3 separate regions of the Homo sapiens genome follow, and regions 2 and 3 are each linked to region 1. A link is a loop called in an ENCODE intact Hi-C map of the cell type or tissue named here. Cell type or tissue: MCF 10A. All regions are shown on one strand. Links, peaks and the distances in the headings refer to the core of each region. The heading gives the core; the rest is flanking DNA.

What was found. Peaks named below come from ENCODE experiments on the same cell type or tissue, not always from the same donor. Only the 100,000 strongest peaks of a DNase experiment are listed, where the experiment ranks them.
Region 2: a loop joins it to region 1, with 16 times the contacts of the local background. A loop is called at or near these places in 8 of 110 quality-filtered maps.
Region 3: a loop joins it to region 1, with 23 times the contacts of the local background. A loop is called at or near these places in 4 of 110 quality-filtered maps.

Annotation. Positions count from the first base shown.
Region 1 is chr1:201,359,449-201,362,881 of GRCh38, forward strand. It overlaps TNNT2 (troponin T2, cardiac type), which reads right to left. Exons shown (of 17, transcript NM_001276345.2): 13 at 2,938-2,946; 14 at 2,465-2,574; 15 at 1,831-1,921; 16 at 175-215. Among named protein-coding and RNA genes, the nearest start is that of TNNT2, 17 kb to the right of the region's middle. In MCF 10A, for the core only: a CTCF peak has its summit at 2,377 (motif pointing left); a DNase peak (open chromatin) is centred at 2,363.
Region 2 is chr1:201,084,217-201,091,202 of GRCh38, forward strand. CACNA1S (calcium voltage-gated channel subunit alpha1 S) reads right to left here. Exons shown (of 44, transcript NM_000069.3): 6 at 5,042-5,247; 7 at 3,610-3,713; 8 at 1,220-1,365; 9 at 734-815. Among named protein-coding and RNA genes, the nearest start is that of CACNA1S, 25 kb to the right of the region's middle. In MCF 10A, for the core only: a CTCF peak has its summit at 1,873 (motif pointing right); a DNase peak (open chromatin) is centred at 1,875.
Region 3 is chr1:201,147,275-201,157,701 of GRCh38, forward strand. TMEM9 (transmembrane protein 9) reads right to left here and starts at 7,200. Exons shown (of 5, transcript NM_001288565.2): 1 at 6,584-7,200; 2 at 4,487-4,578. The coding sequence starts at 6,649. RefSeq lists an enhancer at 6,437-6,586 and a silencer at 6,997-7,276. In MCF 10A, for the core only: a CTCF peak has its summit at 2,309 (motif pointing right); a DNase peak (open chromatin) is centred at 2,327.

The sequences.
Region 1 (3,433 bases), core at 837-3,336:
GCCACAGGGAGAGAAGCACGAGGCCCCGGAGGAGCCAGAGAAGGAAACCTGTGGGCTGAAGCAGAGGAGGAAGGGCTGGGAGCCTGGGGCCCTCCAAGGAGGAATGGGATAGCTGGAAGGTAGGGAAGGAGGGGGCAGGGGGAGGGCTAGGCGAGAATGACCTCAGACACTTACACTTTCTGGTTATCGTTGATCCTGTTTCGGAGAACATTGATCTGCAAGAAAAGTGGGAAGGACAAAGAGCAACGCTGGAGCTGACTGGCTCAGGTCCCAGGTGGCCTGGGGATGGGGAGAAGGGGGCTGAGTGCAGCAGTGCAGGAGGAGAAGGAGGAGCATGGAAGAGTAGGAGGGGTTAGGATAGTTAAGGGTCAGGAGGGGCCCGTGTACCACAGGCAGAAGCCAAGGAGAAGCTTCCAGGATGCCTCATGGGCCTCCCACTGTGGGGTCCCAGGGCCATAATAGGTTCAGGATATGAGAGTCCCATAAGAAGGGCCTCTGAGAGCTGGGCACAAAGCTGGAGGCTGTGTCATGGAGCCCTCCTAGCAGCCCAGCCCCAGACCCCTCTGGGGCACCCCTGCCCAGCTGCCCACCATCCCGGAAGCTGTGCCCTTTGAGCAGTAGCATCCCCATGCACCACCCCTGCAGGGTGCTGCCCCAAAGTTTGGCAAATCTGTGTCCTGTTGGCCGGTGCAGAGTTCAGTGTGGAACCAAAAAAAGAGAAAAAAGTGGAAGGCACAGGACTAGAGAGGCCATAACAATGGCTGACACCTGCTGAGCATTTAGTGGGTGCCAGGCTCTGTCCTGAGCACCTTCCCAGATATGAACCCATAGGGCTGCTATGAGGGCATAGTAAGTTAATACATGGGACATGCTTGGAACAGTGGTTGGAACACTATAGCAATAATAACAATTAGTATTATCTCTGTAACCCTCACAATCACCCTCTGAAGTATATTGTAGTGTTACCTGTGGAAATGGAGGCAAGGAACAGTGGACTAACTCACCCAATGTCACACAGCCAGTGAGGGGCACAGGTAGAAATTCAACCCAGGCATTATGGCTCCAAAGTCCATGCCACTGTCACCAGGCAATACAGCCTCTCTCCGTATTGGGAGGTGGGAGTACCCTGTAGCCACTGCAGCCTGAGCCTGCCCAGCGAGGGGCTTCTTGCCCAGGGAGGAGTGGTTTGGCAGGAGCAGCAAAGGAGACCTTCCAGGGGAAGCTGAATTCTTCCCTTAGGTAGCAAAGAGGCCCTGGGACCGGGGCTCGGGGGTGGTGGGTAAGGAAGGACTGGCGCCCAGGTCTAAGCTCCGGTATGCAGCATCAGTGTCCTCTAAGCCATTTCCTTGCCTGGTGTCTGTTCACCTAAGACCCTCATTAGTGCACATAGGACTCCGAAAGACTGTGAGCTTGAGGCTCAGCCTAATTGTGCCCACACCAGGACCTTGGGTGTATGTGGGGAGAAGCACCTCTCTGTTGGCAGCACTCCCCTTCCACTGGGGGTCCTGGCTTGGTGCATCCTGGTCCTTGTAACCAGCTCAGATCACTGAGCTGCTGCCTCAACGTGTTGGAGACCCCCAGGGTTGGAACACCAGGAAAGTGTCTCTGCTCAGCCCCAGCGAGCTCTCAGACACTTCCAGCAAGCAGTCGTCAATGCGGTGGACATGGAACACTGCTGAAGGCCAGGCAGCAGGGGCAGATGCAGGAGCTGAAGGGGGCTGTTGGGGAATAGGGACAGGGACCCAGGGACCTGCAGCAGTATTACCGGACCCAGTGAACCAGGAGGAGTGTGAGATGGAGATGCTGGGCGGGGACAGCATGGCGGCCCACCTCATATTTCTGCTGCTTGAACTTCTCCTGCAGGTCGAACTTCTCTGCCTCCAAGTTATAGATGCTCTGCCACAGCTCCTTGGCCTTCTCCCTGCACGGGCAAGGGTGAGAATGGGGAGGTCCAGTAAGAAAGGGCCCTCCTGGGCCTCCGTCCTGGTCCCGGCCCAGCCCCCAGCATCCCAGCCCTCCTTCCCACCTCCAGGCCTGCCAAGGGTACCCCAGCCCACCCCCTGGGCCTGACCCAGCCTGGGGACCAGACGGCAGCACCCAGTGCTCAGGAACGGACACCAGGGACTGCCAGGGCAAAGTTCCAAGAACAAGCGGGGAGCAGGAGAAGCCCTTCTGGCGCAGGAGAGCATCTAGTTCAATCCCCTGTCCTGACACCCGTGTGCAGGTGGGTAGGTGAAGCTCAGAGGGGTGGGGCACCTGCTCAGTTCTCTTTCCCCATCAGCAAAGCCCAGAAAGGAGTTGGCCCGACCTGCTGGGGCCCAGCTCTGGTCCCACCAAACTTGCCATGGGAAAATATGTGAGGCAGTCCTGCCCTCTGGTGGCTCACAGCAAGAAGTGCCCTTGGCCCGACCCCTCCCAGAGCAGATGCGGGCAGTGCCCCAGGACCATTCCTCCCAGCCCCCACCTCAGCTGATCTTCATTCAGGTGGTCAATGGCCAGCACCTTCCTCCTCTCAGCCAGAATCTTCTTCTTCTTTTCCCGCTCAGTCTGCCTCTTCCCACTTTTCCGCTCTGTCTGGAGGGTGTGGGAAGCAGAGTAAACTGGCCAGATTGCCCCCTCCCTGTCCCCTAACCCTCCCCAAACCCCCTGGGGGTGGAGCAAGGCCTGCAGGAGGGCCAGGTTCTTATGCTCTTCTTCCTGCCACACCCCCCAACTACCAACTACATGTATTCCCTAGGGAAACTGAGGTAGGGGCAAGAAGGATCACGTCAGTCTCTTCCTTCTTTGCCTAACTAATCTCTTTCACCTCTCACCAGCTTCCCCCCTCCCCAGCCAGCCCAATCTCTTCACTCCTCCCCTCCAGCAAGGCGCCTTCCCCTCCCAGGGAGCTCTCCAAAACTATGGGGAGGAAGAAGGCTTGAGGTTTTTGGTACCCACCTGGGCCTGCTAAACCGGGAAACCATGAGAGAGAGGCCCATAGAAAAAGACCAAGACGGCAACAGAGACACAGAGAGAAGGCAGGAAGACAAAGGCAAGGAGAGACATGGAAGAGAAGATTCAGATACTCGCTGTAGTCAGCCGGGTTTACTAGGACGTGGGTCTGAGGGTTACAGCAGGGGCTGTTCGGTAGCATGAAGACTTTGATGCCAAAGTCTTGGCTGGTGTGGTCACCATGGGGGCAGAGGCAGGGGGTGGCCTAGTCCTGAGCTAGGGACTAAGCTGGAAATCTAAGAAAATGTTTTGATTCCTTCACTACCTAGAGAAAATCAATTTCACATATCCCTCCTCCCTCGAGAATGGAGGACCTAGGAGGAATGGGGCACAAAAGTTAGGGATCGAGAGTGAGTTTCCAGGAACAAACAACCTCACATCTGTGTGGCACATAGACACTTTCCATGGTAGCTCATTTGAGCTTCTCAAAGCATCAAGGCAG
Region 2 (6,986 bases), core at 736-3,235, 280 kb before region 1:
ACTCTTCTAGTCCCTGTGGTGACAGTAGTTAACATAAACAACCCCATTATGTAAAAAATCAAAACAAAAACAAAAAAATCCTGGCACGTGTGTGTGTGTGCAAGACGGATGAAAGCACAGAAAAGATCTTAGAGGCTGCACATCTGTTACCATGGTTACCTCTTTGAAGGGCACTGGAGACCTTCATCTTTTCTTTGATGTATAGCTCTATTGTTTGATCTTTCAAAATCATAATTAAGTATGAATTTGTAAAAGGAAACAGCCAACCAAATAAACAAACCCTCCTCTTAAGACAATGGCGAGAGAGCGTGGAGTGTGCTCTTGCCTCCAGCCTCCTTCCTGAGGGGCTCCCGGTTTGTGCAGCCTCTGCTGTGTACACTTTCCCTCTTCCCTCGCAGAGGTTTCCAACATGAATGACCTCACCCAGCTCTGCCCTGATCAGGGTGAAGTAGCAGCAAGCATGCTCACTGCTCCTGGAGGCTCCCAGTGTCCTTCTTATGTGCTATATAAATAGGTCATCTGCTCAGGACCCCTCTGATCACACATTCCCCGAGGATCTGGTCCCTGCGGAGTCCCTCAGAGCAGGAACTGGCCCTATTTTCTTAAAAAGGCTGCCTTTCTAAAGGATTAGACAAGTGACTCTGAAACCACTGAGGGGAAGTAACTGGACTCTACCCTCATGTCTCAGGGAGCTGGGGGTTGGGGGTTCCTGGGGCAGTGGGCAGATACTCACATGAACTGGATGATTTTGTTCAAGCCTGCAATTTCATACAGGCTCTCTGTGTCAGAGCCACCTTCATCCAAAGACAGTTTTCCTGGAGACAGGAGAGAAAGAGTCAGCCAGCCTTCGGGGCCCCTCTGGGCTGGACACACCTGGACTGGGCACCCGAGACAAGGGCCCATTGACCAGAGACATCTGCAACAATGGGTCCTAGGTAGGCCTGGATTGCTTCGTGCTTTCCAGAGACTGAGAGTTCCAAGAGCTAAAGAGCCCACTTTATCTGCAGGGGAGGCGCTATGAGGATGGGCAGCAAGTACCTTTGGGAAGAGCTCTGGTCACACCTGGATCTTACCATTTTGAGCCATTTTGCTTTAGGCAAGTCACTCACCCTCAAAGGACTAATGTTGGACTTGCTCAGTGGGCCTGATTGCAAGGTATGACTCAGAGGTGGGAGTGAGAGAGTGGGGTGAGTGCTGACCACAGCCTTTGGGCCCAAACCTTCTCTGAAGTCCTCAACATCCATGACCTCGCCCTGCGTGATCCAGCTCATGTAGCCCCGAAGGTCCTCATCTAGTTGCTGCTTCTCCCGGAGCTTCTGGAAGGTTCCCCTGGACTTGGCCTTCTCCCGCTCCTTGGTGAATTCCCTGAAATGAGATGGGGGAGCCAGGAGAGGAGGAGAAGAGGGAACAGTGTCAAGGAAAGACTGAGCTTCCTGAGGACAGACAAGCCCATTCTGTGACTGGAGCGCTCCTTTTTCTGGCCCCGGGGTGTTGCCTGGGGTCCAGGTGCCCCTCAAGGTGGCTGAGAGACAGCCCCTCTCACTTCCTGCTCACCCGTCCCCACCCTCCAGGAACATCCTGGAGTACTCCTTGCCCCTTCCTCATTTCTTTCTTCTCATCCATCTCATTGTCTCCTGCCTTGTTTTGGGGTTCCCCTTGCACATTAGGGGTTAATGACAAGGCAGTCCATTGCCTAACTGAATCAGCCACGGAGCCTCAAATTGGCCATACTGCCCCAACCCTTCAAACTACCTTAGAAATTTAGTTTTGTACAGACCAAAGGCCTGGGGAAAATTCTCCTTGGACTCCAAGGAACCAGTTGGCATGGCTGGAAGAAAAGGACCCAAGGCTCCATGAGGGATCTTCAGGCCAGCAGAGGGCAGCCCTGGGCTATGACCACCTGCCCCGCAGGGCAGGAGGAAGAAGACAGCACAGGGGTAGTCTCTGAGGAGCTGCGCCTGGCAGCCAGGAGGGGTTGGCCCACAGGGCAGGTCGAGTTGCCCTGGTCAGGTGGGGTCCAGGGAGGGGCTCTTGACCAGTTTGTGCCATGGACCCTTTGAAAGTCCAGTTAAGCCTATGGATCTCTCTTCAGAATAATGTGAAATGCACAAAATAAAACCATAGCATGACAAAGAAGCCAGTTACAGCTAGGCTTCACTTAATGACTGGGATGCGTTCTGAGAAAGGCATTGTTAGGTGACTTCATCTCTGTGCAGACATCAAGAGCGTACTTGCACAAACCTAGATGGGAGAGCCGACTACACATCTAGGCTACATGGCATAGCCTATTGCTCCTAGCCTACAAACCTGGACAGCGTGTTACCATACTGCATACCGTAGGCGATTGTATCTGTGGATCTAAACATAGCTAAACATAGAGAAGGTACAGTAAAGATACAATCTTAGCGCACCACTGTTGTGGATGCAGCCCGTCATTGACTGAAATGTCATCATGCAGCACATGACTGTATGTTAAAATATAGTTATCCATACAAAAAAATTGTGATCAAGTAATACATTTGCTTTTTCATTAACTCATTAGCAAGATCTAGCTGCAGGTTTTATATCTATCATAATTTCAAAGTATGGAGTAGTTAGTGTAAATACTATTCGCAACAACTGTAATGTGACATGATTTCTATTAGGACAAGTCATAGGCCCTGCTAATAGCACTGTGGTTTGTTGCCTATGTTCATTACTAAAGGAAACACTAAATTTCAGTTACAATTGTGAAAAATAAAGATAAATGTTTCCTATGCAAGTTTACAGACTCCCAGAATTCTATCTATAGACTGCCTGGAAGGAAGCTTCTGGAATGGGATGATACCAATGGGGAAGAAGGCTGATGGTGACTTCTAGCCTCTCTGCTGTGCTGGGGTGGGTGGAGGGATGACAGCAGGACTGGTCTCAAAGAGAACAGCTCTCATTAATAATGACCATTAGTATTTAGTGCTTATTTTGTGCTGGACTCTGTTCTAAGTACTTTATATGTATTAACTTATTTAATCCTGACAACAACCCTATGAGATAGATACTGAAATAATTCTTAGGTGGCAGATGTGGAAATTAAGGCACAGAGAAGTTAGGTAATTAGGTAAAGCTCACACAGCCACCAAGCAGTAGTGCAGGGATTTAAATGTGGGCATTCTAGCTCCAGAGTCTGTGTGCTTAACCGAAAGCCCCACCGCCTCTTAGTGCTAAGGCTCCACTTAGGCACCCCCGGGGCCAGGAGGCTGGAGTTTCAGGGGCTTCACTGAGGAGTGTCAAAACAGAGGGACGGGAGGGGTGAGAATGGGGGAAGACTTGAGGAGGAGGAAAAAGGCAAATTAAAAATTGAAGGGCTCCTGTGTGCCTCTCCTCTCTTCCTGCTCACCAGGAAGGAAGCGCTCTTGGCCCAACTGAGATGACAGGGAACCCAGGGATGAGCCGAGGGCCTGACTCACAGCCCCCTGCCCTGCTCCACTCCTTCCTCCTCCTCCCTTCTCTCCTCCTCCTCTCCACTCGCCCCCCACCCCTCCTGTTTCTTTTCCCTCCGTTCCTTTTCCTTCCTCCTCCTTCTCCCCTCCTCCTCTTTCTCTTTTCTCCCCTGGCTACCTTTGAATTTCTTACCCACTCAGGACACCCAGCACCAGGTTGAGGATGAAGAAGGATCCCAGCAAAATGAGGGTGACAAAATAGATCCAGGGCCACTCATTCCCGATGGCATCATTGACCTGGTCAGGACAGAAGTGTGATCCTCTGAGTTGAGGGCTTGGTTCCTCTTCCCCAAGTCTGCTCATTAAGACTCCACCCAACCCTGGGGGACAAGGAGAGAAGCCACGCTGGGATATTGAGGGGACATTTTTCCTAACCTGAGGACTAGTCTGGAAGAACTTTTCCAGCCTGAGGACTAGGATCTGGTCTGGAAGGATCTCCCTAGGGAGACCTTGCTGACTGCCTACCTGGCCCGGGCAAGACTGACCTAATTTCCCTCCAACCAAGAGTGTCTCCTATCTGCCTCCCTCACTTGATCTCCCTCATAGACTCTATCTCCAGTTGATTTATTTAAAGCCAAGATTTTTCAAATGAACAACGTCTGTGACCCCGGACAAGTCACCTAACATCTCTGAGCATTATTCCCAACCATCTAATGGCGATAATGACATGGGCTGTCTCTCCTCACAGGCTTGATACAGAGGTGAAATCATACATGTGACAGTCCTTTGACATTTTAAATAATTTGCTCTCCTAATACACACTTACAATAAATATTTGTACTAATCCTTGGTATTTGCAAAGCATTTGACAGTTTTACAATCCCCCCACCCCCACAATAGGCGGCGTCATATTGTGGTTAATTCTGGATTGGAGCCAGGGGGATCAGAGTTCGATTCTTGGCTCTGTTGCTCACTAAGTTCTTAACCATGGGCAAGTTACTTTAATCTCTCTGAGCCTCAGTTTCTTTATCTGTAAAATGGGAGCAATGCCTTCCATCATTGAAGGATGAAATAAGAAATCTAGCTCTTAACAAACACCAAATAAATAATATACTCCAACAAAGAAACTCTTACTGGAGTGTTGACTGTGTGCCGGGCACTGTTGTAATTCTCCCACTAACTCTGATATAGACAGTATTATTATCCTTATTTTATAGGTGAGGAAACTAATATCTAATAATAGTTATATGGGAAAGCAGTCTTGCAGAGGCAAGGAAAAAGACTCAAAGGGCCCTTCGTTCCTCAAAAAGTGTGAAATTCTAAGCCATCAGAATTGAGTCACTCACAGCCAGGTTTTTCCTGGTTTCCATTCTTCACCCGCCCCTTGGATCCTGCACAGACATATTGTATCATGGGGATTTCCCCATAGGATGCTGGGGCACATACCTGGGAACCAGAAAGGGACACACATCCTGTATAGATTCCCCAGGGAGGAGCAAGAGGGAGCTGTGGTCACGCAAGTCAGAGACTGGCCTCCTGTGTGGACTGGCAAGCCCTCCCTCCCCACTCCCTTGCAAGCCTGTGGATGAAGGGAGATGGTTCTGCAGGCGCGGGCCCAGACCCACCCAGTAAAGGACGTCAGTCCATCCCTCCATGGTAATGCACTGGTACACGGTGAGCATGGAGAAGCCGAAGTTGTCGAAGTGGGTGATGCCATGGTTGGGCCCTGGCCAGCCGCCCCGGCACTCACTGCCATTGATGGTGCACCGGCGCCCTGAGCCCGTCCTGGCGCAGGGCGATGGCTCTTCATTCTCCACCGTGGCCACGATATCTGGAGGCAGAAGGCAAAGGGAACATCAGACAACAGTAGTAGGTGGACAACGACAGGAGGAAAGGTGTATAAGAGCAATTTAAGAGAATTGAGCAGTAAGTCTAAAGACACTCTGCTGAAAATGCAAAAGACAGCTTCACATGGAGCAGACGGTGACAGTGAAGAGGAATGCCTTGGGCTGAGGATGGCTACAGGCAGCGGGAATTATGTCTTGGGCCCCTGGGCCTCATGGCAGGGTCGGCTTCTAGGATTAATTGTCCTAAGCAGTGCAACCCATGAAAGAGGAGTAATCTGAGTGTCATTTGTCCCCACAGAACTTTAAAAAAGAAGGCAGCTGCCTGGCTGGAGCAGGGCTGGAGGTGGAGGGCTCACATGTTCTGACTTGAGAGTTCTGTCTGGGAGGTGAAATTGGAGAAGCTCCAAAAGCACTGGGCTGAGCTTTACAAGATACCCAGCTGACGGGGCAGGGGTCTGCACTCAGGGGAAGTTCCCACCAGGCCCGAGCCTGCACTCTCCTTTGTTCCCCTGGATGATGCTTTCTTGTCTCTAAAATCCTGTACTTCTGATGACATCCTGCATCTCCTTTTATCTTAGGATGTTTTACAGTCTCCTTTTGTGTTCAGAGATTAGATTGGCTCATCAGAACTGGAACACCCTGCCTTACCCATATTTATCTATTTACCATGTAGGCTCAATGCTCTGAAGATGGAAAGGAGAGGACATTGATGGGTCTGTAGGGGCCCTGACCCCATGAAGTCAGAAGCCCCGATCCGAGAGGGGCTTTTGAGCACTGCTGCTCAGCATTCCTCAAGATCTCATGAGAACACCAGTGAGACCTCCAAATTTGGGTTGAAGGTGTGATCAAAGGTCACCTCCTATCCATCCTGATAATGCTTATGATAGGATGTAGATTGTGGTGGTGATGGGAGGAGGCTGAAATGGGAGGGGTCTAGGAATATAATCCCTGAAAGCTGGACCAGAGTTTACTCTTGTGAGTTGGGTTTAGGACTGGTGTTGACTGTCCCTTTGTTGTCAGCGGTCATGAGGAGGTGAGTAGAGTCTTCTGAGACACTGAAGGCCTAGAACAGTTATTCTGGTGAGTTCAATGCCAGGGCTTATGGAGGAGGCTAAGTCCCAGTGAGCTGCTGGCAGGGTAGAGCAGCCAGTCTCAGAGTGGGACCCGAGATTCTTTCAGAGTGTCGGCCTGACCAAAATGATTTTCACAATACTGCTGAGACGTTAGTTGCCCATCTGTCTCTCATTCTCTCAACAATGTAGACTGGAATTTTCCAGAGGCTACATGAGTTGTGATTTGGCAGCACACACACACAGAAGTTGATGTGAGAGTCCAGCAGCCTCTATCAAGCCAGGCAGTGAAGAGATTTACAAAAAGTGTAAAATAGCGTCACCACTCTTCTCACCAAATATTACTGGTTTTGGAAAAATCTAGTTATTTTTTATTAGAAATATACTATTTATGTTCTCATGTCATGGGTTTCTTACTGTTCTTTAAAAGTGAATTAATAAATTAATATTGTGACATGTTCCTCGGTTTTCATTTCTCATACCATGAATATCAACAGATCAAAACCTATATAAACAAAAGCTCTCTGAGGTCCTCAGTAATTTATATGAGAGAAAAGGGGTCCTGAGGCCAAAAAGTTTGAGAACTGCTGCTTCAGCTCAAATATATCTGGGCTTCAATGTAGGTTATTTCTGGAAACTCAAAAAATGACTCC
Region 3 (10,427 bases), core at 831-3,330, 210 kb before region 1:
ATAGAGACCATGAACTCTACACCCGCCCCTGCACACCCTTTGCCCTCAACTCCCTACTCCTGCAAACTGGCTCCCCATTTGCAATGGCAGAGAGAACACTTCTACCGTCCACTTCACTGTCCGGGTCAAACCCTGGAAATCATCTTTGACACTGCCTTCCTCTCATCTAAGTAAAATCACCAAAGGCCAGTGATTTTACTTCCCTAAAAATTCCTAGAATCCATCTCCTTTATTCTCTCCCACTGCTGTGTCTTAGCTGAGGCCCTCATCCTATCTTCCTCGGACAACCGCACCAGCCTCCGCGCTGCCCTCCTGCCTCGAGTTTGGCCTTTCTAACACATACTACCTTCCCACGGCAGCCAAGTGGTTTTCCAGAATGCAACTCTGGTCATGTCATTCCCCAGCTTAGGCCCGGTCAGTGCCTCCACAGAGCCCCTAGGGCCAATGCTAACTCAATTGCTCTGCCAGGGGTCCCAACCCACCTCACTCCAGTTCCATCTCTTGCTACGCCTCCCTCACCCACTTTCCCAACCTCCAGCCACACGGATCTGCCAGGCTGCTCTCTGAAGGAGCCACACCCACACTCTCACCAGGAGGGCATGGCTTTGCCACCTCATCTTTTAACTCTCAGCTTAGCCACCTGTGCCCAATAGCCAGCTCCCCCCAACCCCCCGCCAATGCACTGCATTGTAATCCAATCTTTATTCGTGCTGTCTCCCCAGGAGATGTACGTTCCTTGAACACAGGGTTATGTCTTATACATCTCCATATTCCCAGTACCTAGCTGGGTGCTGGCCAGAGCAGGCTTAGTAACTACATGATTCCCAAAGGAAGAGTAGACCCACTTTCATCTAACAGCACTCTTGCGTAAGGTGGGATAAAGATCATAGGTTCCACATCTAAAAACAGGGAAAGAGGCTTAGGAGGCAAAGTGGCATCTCCATAGTGGTAGTGAGGCCAGAACCCAAATCTAGACCCTCAGCCACAGGTCTTTACTTCTGACTCAGCCTCAGTGGGGCCTGGGCTGGTACCTGGCTTGTCTCAGGCCTCTCATTCCCAGCCTTCCTCAGATCAGCATGGTTCCAACCTGTTTGGTTCAGGGACCACACTGACAAAGCAAAAAACTCTACAGAATGCACCTTCATTACTACCAATGGAAAAATCCAAACCCCTTGGAGGTGTGCAGAGGTGAAGCAGGTGTCATGCTGCAATGCACCTGGGCTCTGTCCTGGCTCTGCCACCAAGTGTCTATACCCTGGGCCCGTTCTCTTCTCTTTGAGATAAAGCGGTTGCACCGGATAATCTTTAAAAGGCCCTTCCAGCTCTGACAGGAGTCCTGCAAGAGTCAAGCATAGCTCCCTTCTGAGCTACAGGGCTGGGTTTCTGGCAGAAGCATCAAGGGTGTGTGATATAAAGACCATGTGTTGGATTAAGAATGGGATGTGCTCTAAAGGACTCTGTTCTCCCAAAAAGCCATATGTGGCATACATGAGTTTATCTAAACCTTTCATGATCCAGTTCCACCTCTGTGTCCAACATGTTATTCCCTGCTCTGAGCAGGTCTCCCCTGTTGTAACCGGAAGTACTGCTTTCAGGCCTTGCATGCTGCTTCCGCTGGGAGCAGCGGAAAAAGGGTCACCCAGGGCACTTGGCTGCCATTCCTGTCCAGAGGCAATGCCATCTTCCCTTCTCCAGGAAGTCTCTACAAGCCTCCAGATTCCTCCCTTACCTGAGCTACACTGGGTCCTGGGTCTAGAAGGTCATACCAGTATTGCAGTGGAATCTATGGATTTCTCACAAGGCCAAGGTGTCAGGGGCAGTTTGGAAGGGCGACCTGAGTTCTTCAATGTGGGATCTTGCTACCCAGGGGAACAGCAATAAGGAGCTGAAATAGTTCTGCTGTCTCCAACTCTCCTGTGATTGGGGGCAATTTATTTAACTTCTCCAGGCCTCGGTTCCCTCATTTATAAATGGAGACTGAACTTGGTCAGTGTCTTTCAAACTGTACTCTTTTGGGACCCACAGGAACCACTGTACGGTGGGGTGGTAGTCAGGGAGGGGCTGAGGGACAGTTCCCTCTCAGGCAGAGCAATTCCGACTTTTATGTTTTATAGATTTTGTTTCCAAAACGGATTTTGTTTGCAGAGAAGTTCTATTTTAACAAGTTTGAAAGGCAAGGAACTAGCCAACTTATTCAGTGCTTTCCTGCTCTGGGAGTGTCTCTAATAACACATCTCCTTGCCGGACCCACCAATGGGGCAAAGCTGGGGTTTTTGCCTTTTTATGCACATATGGTCATAATCTCTCAACACTAGGTGGCAGGATACCTGTAAACACAGGAACATACATGGCTTGGCCATTAAACCTGAGGACCGCATGTCAGATGATTCTGGCTTTACTCTGCACAACCAAGGAGAAGGGTGCAAGTGTTCTTTAGCATGGACCAACGTGACAGCAAAGTGAAAATGTGGCAGAGACCAGAAGACCCACTCAAACTGGCCTCCTCTAACCCTAGCACTGAGGTACTCAGATCAATGTCAAGGCCCCACCCTACCCTTAAGAGGCTCCAGGCAAGCACAGGATGACTCCCAGTCAAGGTCAGTGTCACTGGGTCCTAGAATCCTGGAGTCTTTCCTCCAGCCTCAGTTTACACCCACCACCCTTAATGGAGCTGCCCTGAGGTTCCTGATGTAAGGCTATTCATCAAGCAGCCCCTTAATTCTGACTTCTGAGGGGAAGAAGGAGATAAACTACAGCCTGAGAGGTCTAGACAGGACTCCGTCCTCTGCAGGCATCCAACCTTGGGTTTTCAGGCCATCTATAGCTCCAGGACAGAGAGAGTGTTCCTAAATTTGCAAGTGTCTGCCTGCATAAGGAGTTTGGGATATAGCCTTGTTATCTGGTGAAGGGCTAAGACAGCCCATCTAAGTTTTTACTGATGCTATTTGAACTATAACCACAAGATACAAGGGGGTTACTTGGAATTCTCCTAAGTAGAAGGCTAGTGCTTCAGGAGGAGCCCATTTTCTCAGTCTGTGGTGTAAGTTTGACCATGACTATCTATGTGGCCACCAGTAAGGCATGATAATATACATTAATATCAGCTAACATTTATATAAGCATTTACTGTGTGCCAGGTATTGTTCTAAGTGCTATAGTTACTGACCTGTGCACATACACGCACAACACACACACAAACACGTACATACTTAACACAGAAAATACTGCCACTATTTATAGATAAGGAAATCAAAGTGCAGTGGAGATTAAGTAATTTGTCACACAATTAACAAGCAGCTAAGCTAAATTTGAAGTCAGGAAGGTGGAACACAGAGTCTGTCTATCTAACTAGACTGCCTCTCAGAAAATCACCGACAGTCTCAGAGTTGGAAATTCAACTAGTTTCAAAATTCTCGAGTGTTGCTCTGGATCAACTGCATCCTAAGCACCAAAGGAAAGAAAGGTTACTGCCTCCCCTCACCCTCACTCCGTATTTGAAGAATCAAAATCGAGCAGTGGTGGTGGTACTGGAAATGTGTATTTTCTCAAAGCTCATCTGCTTTGAGAAAGCAGGAGAGGCAGCACTGACCCGGACCTCTCATCTGATGTTGATCTCTTCTACAGTGACCTCAGCCCATCTGTGCTCGGGGCCCTCCAAGAACGGAGCTTCCTGGCTCCCAAAACTGCCTAGATTAGAAATGCTCCCTCAACTCATGCTTAAGTCGGTTTCCCTGAAGCTTTTATCCTTGGCCCCAACTCTACACCAAGAAACCCCACTGAACATAACTGATCCACACCAGTACCTGCTCCCACATGTCCCACCTCCCATAACATGCCAGCTTTCAATCAATCATCGTGTGTCCCCAAGTCCTCTCCTCTTTAGGCTTTCCTTGCTTCCTTAAACCATTCCTTCCAGGACAATGTGCTAAAACTTCCCTTCACCGCACTAGTCTCCTTTCTCTGAATGAATTCTGGGTTATTCTTCTCTTTTTAAAAGTGAGGTACCCAGAAATGAATTCAACACTCTAAATTATTTCTTTGGGCCTCTGTCTCTGCTATTATAAAATGGGAGCAAAATCCATCCCACCTACTTTACAAGGATGCTATAAGACTGGCACAGAATAACACATGTAACACAGCTTTGCAAAAGCATTAGGTATCCTACAGCATGTGGTCAGAATACCTACCTTTGCCAACTTCTCTACTACTATTCTGTATGCATCACTAAAGACCAATATTCAAAGCAAAACAACAAAATCCACTCCTCTAGCCAGGGACCACTCAGCTGGAATTCAGACACCTGGATCCTGTTTCCACAGACAGTTGACAACTATGAAATTGGTTCTGTGACATGAATAATTACTCCTTTGAAAGGCTCTCCATAGGAATGGGAGAGCATGCTTATCCTCCAGGGTCCAAGAACTCTAGTAAACACCCATAACTTCAACTGGGTATAGCAGCCAGGGGCCTGCGTGTAATGCCTTACCAGTCCTTCTGGGATACATTCTGGTTGTAAATGTGCCCACTGATGTTTCTATAAGGTGGACAGATGCATTTGCACCGGATATCTTCAGAACTCTGGAAAAGAAAGCACATGTCAAGTATGCAGAGACCCTGCCTGGGGTTCAGGGGGTTCAGGCTCTAGCAAGGTTGTCAACTTTCTGTTCCCCATCCTGTTAGGTGAACCATATCTATGCTCTTGAGCTTTCTCCATCCCCAAGTTCAAATCCAGCAAGGACTGCCACTGTAGGAAGCAAGCTGCAGCACCGGGTCCTAAAGATAGAAAAATGTCCAGATGGCAAATGAGACTCACAGAAAGTTGTCTAGGCCTGCCAGTCCCAAAGCAGGTACTTAGAGGAATGCGGGGAGAGGGATGAGGGGAAATGGGTGTGTGTGTGTGTGTGTGTGTGTGTCCTCTACCCCAGACCCCACACTTGTGTGTGCACCTCTGTCCAGTGGACTTGGCAGCCACCCTCTTCCCCACATTCCTTCTCCAACTTCTTAGGTAGGATTGGGGAAACATAAAGGGCGAGGGTGAATAAGAAAAAGTGGATCATTTCTGTGGGAATACTCAAGCAACCCCTTTGAAAGTTCTTCCCTTCTGGAATGAGTAAGAGATATCACCATAAATGTCTTTACTAATTAGGATTTCTGAGGAGAGAATGGAAACAAACTCTCAGCCTTAACCTTACTTCAAAGTCTGGATGATCTTTAGTTCCATAGATCTACCCAAACAGCTCCACAGGAATGTAGCAATAAAGAATGGAAGTTATCTCAGGAGTCCCAGAACTTAGGTGGGTCACCCTTAATAATGGAAACTTCAAACTGTATAGGACTTTACACTTACAGGGCATTTTTACATTGTCATGTAATTTGATTCTCCCTAAGCAGAGTAATAGATACAACTGCTACTACAGGTGGTAGTACTAGCACCCCTAAAACAAAAATTCGAAATGCTCCCAATCTAAAACTTGTTAAGCACAGACATGACCACAAAGATGATGTTAACATTGCAGAAAAGCACCTACAGACATGGTAACAATGAGTGACGGGCTTCTTGAAAGACTATAGCAGAGCGCATTCATAACAGAACAAGAAATCGTGTCAGTCTATAAAATCAAAGAGACTTCTAAGACAAAAGCTTGTTAATGAATCAGGTGACTGGCAAAAACATTTTTAAAAGCCATCTGGCAGAATGCCTCCTCATCTCTAGAGGACCCACTTTCTGGTCCCTCTACTGCTTCAGATACTACTTCTCACCTAAAAAAATACTGTGCACAGTAACCTTTAATCAAAACACAGCATCACAGCAGGAGACAGAAAGCCTTATGTTGCTGTGTCTAACAGCTGATACAGGTATTCTGGTGATGCTACTGTGCTTAGTTACCCTGAACACATCATTTATTTTCACTGTGTTAATAGTACATCATATTTTTTTACCGTTAAGAACTTATGTGTAACGTAAGAAAATATTTATCGGTAGCATATAAATTCATTGTCAGGAATGGTGGTGATGCCAACCAACCAGACTATCCACATGGGTGCCTGAGATAGTGACGCCTTTGCTTTCTGATGGTTCAGTGTAGATAAACTTTGTTTCATGCACACAATTATTGAAAATATTGTATAAAATTACCTTCGGGCTATGTATATACAGCATATATGAAACATAAACGAACTTCAGGTTTAGACTTAGGTCCCCTCCCCAAGATAGCTCATTTTTTATGTGCAAATACTCCCAAATCCAAAAATATCTGAAACAAAACATACTTTGGTCCAAAGCAAAGGAAGGTATGGAGAACTTAGATAACTTCTCCAAACTTCCTTGCTGGAAGTCCACCACTGATCTGTCTGATCAGAGTGAGCCAGTGCTCTGTGCCCCACCCTTCCTCACTCCTCACCCGCACTATCCTTAGGGAGGCCAGCAGCCTTGAACCTGAAGGAAGACCACTAAAAGAAGTATGGCCCATAGGTGAGTGAGAGGCAGGCTTAAGGAGCAGCTGGCTACCTCTGAGTCAGCCCTGTAGACAGGGTGGCCGTGCACTGTGGTCGTGACCAGGTGCTGCAGGCTCACCTCCCTCACCTTGTTGGCTTCAGCTGGGGGCACCAGCAAACACCCGACCACAGCCACCAAAGATAAGAGCTTCATGCTTATCAGGCTTGCTGGGCCAGCAAAGCCGGACACCTGGAAAAAGAGATACGGAGTCGGAGAAGGGGAAGGTGGCCACACCGCAGCCAGCACGCTAGGCCCTTAACCATCCGGCCAAGTGGGAATGGGGTTGGGGGCTGGGCTCCAGGATTCCAAGGCCTGCTAAACCTGGTCGCCAAACCCTGCTTCCCTCCCGCCCAACTCTCCGGCTCTCCGCCAGCCACCTGGTGAGCCCGGCAGAGGGGTCCTCGAGGGGACACCGCTGCCAGGGGCCTCCAGTTCCTTCTCAAGGCCCGGCTCTGACCCGCGCATCACGTCCCACCGCCCTCCGCCATCTCCGCCTCTGCCCGCCCCGCAGCTCCTCCCCGCTCGGGCCCGACGGGAACTTTTGGGTGCGAGTCTGGGACCCCTGCTCCGACGGCGAAGGCCGGTGCCCACCACGCCCAGAGGTCTTAAGCCGGACTGGGACCCCCAATAGCCCCGCGACCCCCGTCCCCTCCCCCAATGCCGCGTCCACGAACCTACAAGCCCGCTGCAGCCGCAAAAGACCCAGTTGTCCCCGCCCTCTCCTAGCTTCTATTGGTTGCCAGAGCAGCCCCTTAACCCGACCGCGCTGTCGCCATGGCAACAAGACCCGCCTTCACCTGGGCGGGGAGACTCTTGCGCAAGGGAGAGGCGGGCATTTCTCAAACCCGACCAAACCAGAAAAGGGAACGTCAGCCTTCCAAACTCCTGGGGAAGGGTCTTGCCTTTGTGTGGCCTGAGAACTCCCACTGCGGTGCTTCTCCCTTCCTTGTATTATAAAACTCAGCTTGTTTCATCTTGCTGTTTTAGAAAGAAAGCGCTTTATACACTGTAAGCTAGTAACGTCAACAAAAACGATACGAGATTGAAGGGCTTTGTCCTCATTCAAAATCTGGAAATGTTATTTAGGGATCCACGTCTTTGCTGCAGAAGACTTTCTGCGCGGCAACGTCTCTACCCCTACACACACCTCTGAGAAGGAGAAATCTAGGGTTGGCGATGGGTGGTGTGGGCTGGGCCTGTGAAGAGTGTGCACAACAGCGTCCTCAGCCTGATCCCCCTACCCCATGCTGGTGCTGGGCCTGGCAAAATGGGGCAAAGTGTGCATGGCCAGGATGCAGGGGTGAGGGTCCCTGGCTGCTATGTGGCAGATGTGAACTTCTTGCCAGCTGTGAAGGAAAGGGGAGTCATATGAATTCAGGGCACCAGACCCGGAGTGAGGACACCGGGGCTTTGGCCCTGGCGCTCCCCCTAAGCAGCTGTGTTAGCCTGGAAAAGATACCTCCCTTCTCTGGGCCTCAGCTTCCCTTACTTCCCTTATCTGTAAAATGATTCGGTTGGATTCTAAGATCCCCTTCAGCTTTGATATGTTGGGATTCCTTAGGGGTGGGTGGGAGGGGTATCAATATGGCCCAAACTTGAGGTTGGTGGCTGGATTAGCATAGGGGCTGGGTCCAGGTGGAATCAAGCCCCTCGCAGGCCCTGTGAACTGAGGTGGGCACTTATCTGGAGGCCACTGAGTTTGTGTTCCTCTCTCCTATGCTTATGTCTTATTCCTCTTTATATCCTTGCCACCTGGCAGAGTGACCTGTGTTTGGTAGGTGCTCAGGAAGTGTTTGCTAAACTGAATTCTATAGAATTAAATTAAATCTAGTTGGCAGGGGGCAGGGGCAGGAGGCCTGCAGTGTGATGCAAAGGTCAGGGGCTTTGGAGCTAGAGTGACCAGGGCAGGAATCCTGGTTCCTCCCTTCCTAGTTGTGTGAATTTGGGTGGTTTCCTTTAGGACACCGCCTTTGGATCTTTGGAAGTCTTTGGAATCCTTTCAGAAGTCTCGGTTTCCATGCCCATAAAATGGGATTAATATTACCAAATTTTCAAGGTGGTTGTAGGGATATAATGAGTTTACATATGCAAAGCACCTAGAACAGCATCTGACACAAAGAGGGAGGCTCTATAAATGGCAATGTTAGCTCATTGTGGAGGTCAGAATGGCTGCTTTGGTGAGCAAGCTCAGGCAGAGACAGAATGCCTACCTCGTGGGGGCAGAAGGGATAGTTCAAGTACTGGAAAAAGACACTTCTTCCCCCCATATACGTTCCATATGAAGGTGGGACTTTCATGGGGACAAAAGCATGGGGCTGAGTCTGTCACCTCCAATGGATGACCCTCTGACACACAACACTAAAGATACCCAATGCTGAGCTCACCATCTTCCTCATCAAACAGAAGGGAGGCCTTCCACTGTCATTCTGCATTTCTGCAGGTCCTAGATTGTGGCATCAAACTATCTTTGACTCCTCTCTCATATTTCCACATCTTGTCTATCCAGGTGTCCCCAGGAGGTAGCTATCATCACCCTGCCTGTATCTTTCCTCGGCTAGCATTCTGCTCCCTGAAATGCACTCCCTTCCTGTGTGCTCCTAGGTCCATCCTGTCTTCCTCCAATTCTGTTTTCAGCACATCGCTCATTGCTCAATCCCTGGTAGCAAGCACCCTGTTGCATCCAATTCAGACCCCTCCACTTGGCAACCAAGCCAAGTGGTTACCATTTCTGCACTTCCCCACCCCATCTCATCACTGGTTACTCCCCCCACCGGCTGTCCCTATATCTGACTTTGCTCATTGCAGTCCTCCATAGGACATTATCACCCCCAGCACTGCCAGTCGTTATCTTTCATCTTATTCAAATCTTTGCCCAAGCATTTGCCTTGCAGAAGCTTTTCCCAAATAGTCCTACCTGACCCAGGGCACCTCATTCCCATACATCCTCCATGTGCCCTGTGTTTATGAGCCATGCCAGTGAAGTGAGTCTGAACCTATTCATTAAATTTAATTCCATAAACATGTGCCAAGCACTATCTGTGAGCCAAACTCCAGGGCTCACAGATGCTAGGTACCCCAGGGATACAACAGACAAATCACATGCAACTCTGCTTTCAAGTAATGCACAACCTAATAGCAGACCAATCACATGGTCAGAATGTAACATAGAAAGTGATGTGTTGTAGAAGTGAAGCAGCCTTGTTGTCTGTGGTGACACTTGAGGTTTGTTGTCTCCTGGCCATGAAGATCAAGGAGGTAGACACACAAAGAGTGAGGTTAAGAGTGGAAATTTAATAGGTGAAAGAAAGACAATAGCTCTCTGCTACAGAGAGGGGTCCTGGAAAAATGAGTTGCCAATTTAAGGTGAAATGCAGGGGGTTTTATAGATGAGCTAGTGGGGAGGCAGTATCTCATCTATACAGGGCATCTCAAAAAAAGTTAGCACCAGGTGTGCCATCTGCATAGGGCACAAATCTCTGGCAGCTCCCAGCCCAATCTTTATTATGCAGGTGGTTTCTCTGCCTGAGCTTCTCCATGTTGCCCAGTTCTTTCTTACTGTACATGTGCTAACAAAAAAGGGAAGGTGGAGTCCCATGGTGAACATGCCTGGCCCCCCGGTAGCCCTTTTCTATGAGTGCAGCTGCCAGCATTCCTCCGTGCAAGCTTCCAGCTTCCTTATATATGTTTGCAGCCCAATCTTTGAGGCTGCTCTGTGTTAGAAAAGAAATGATTTCTAGGGCTGCTTCTTATTAGAAGGGAAGTTCTGCCAAGGACTTTTTTGTCCTTGCTATCTGCCTAAATAATTTCTATCTCCCGTATCAGAAATGCTTTTTCCCTTCAAAAATTTTTTGAGCACTGTGCTAGGTGCTGGGGATATCTCAGTAAACAAGACAAACCCTGTCCCTGTTCCCACAGAACTTGAAGTTTATTG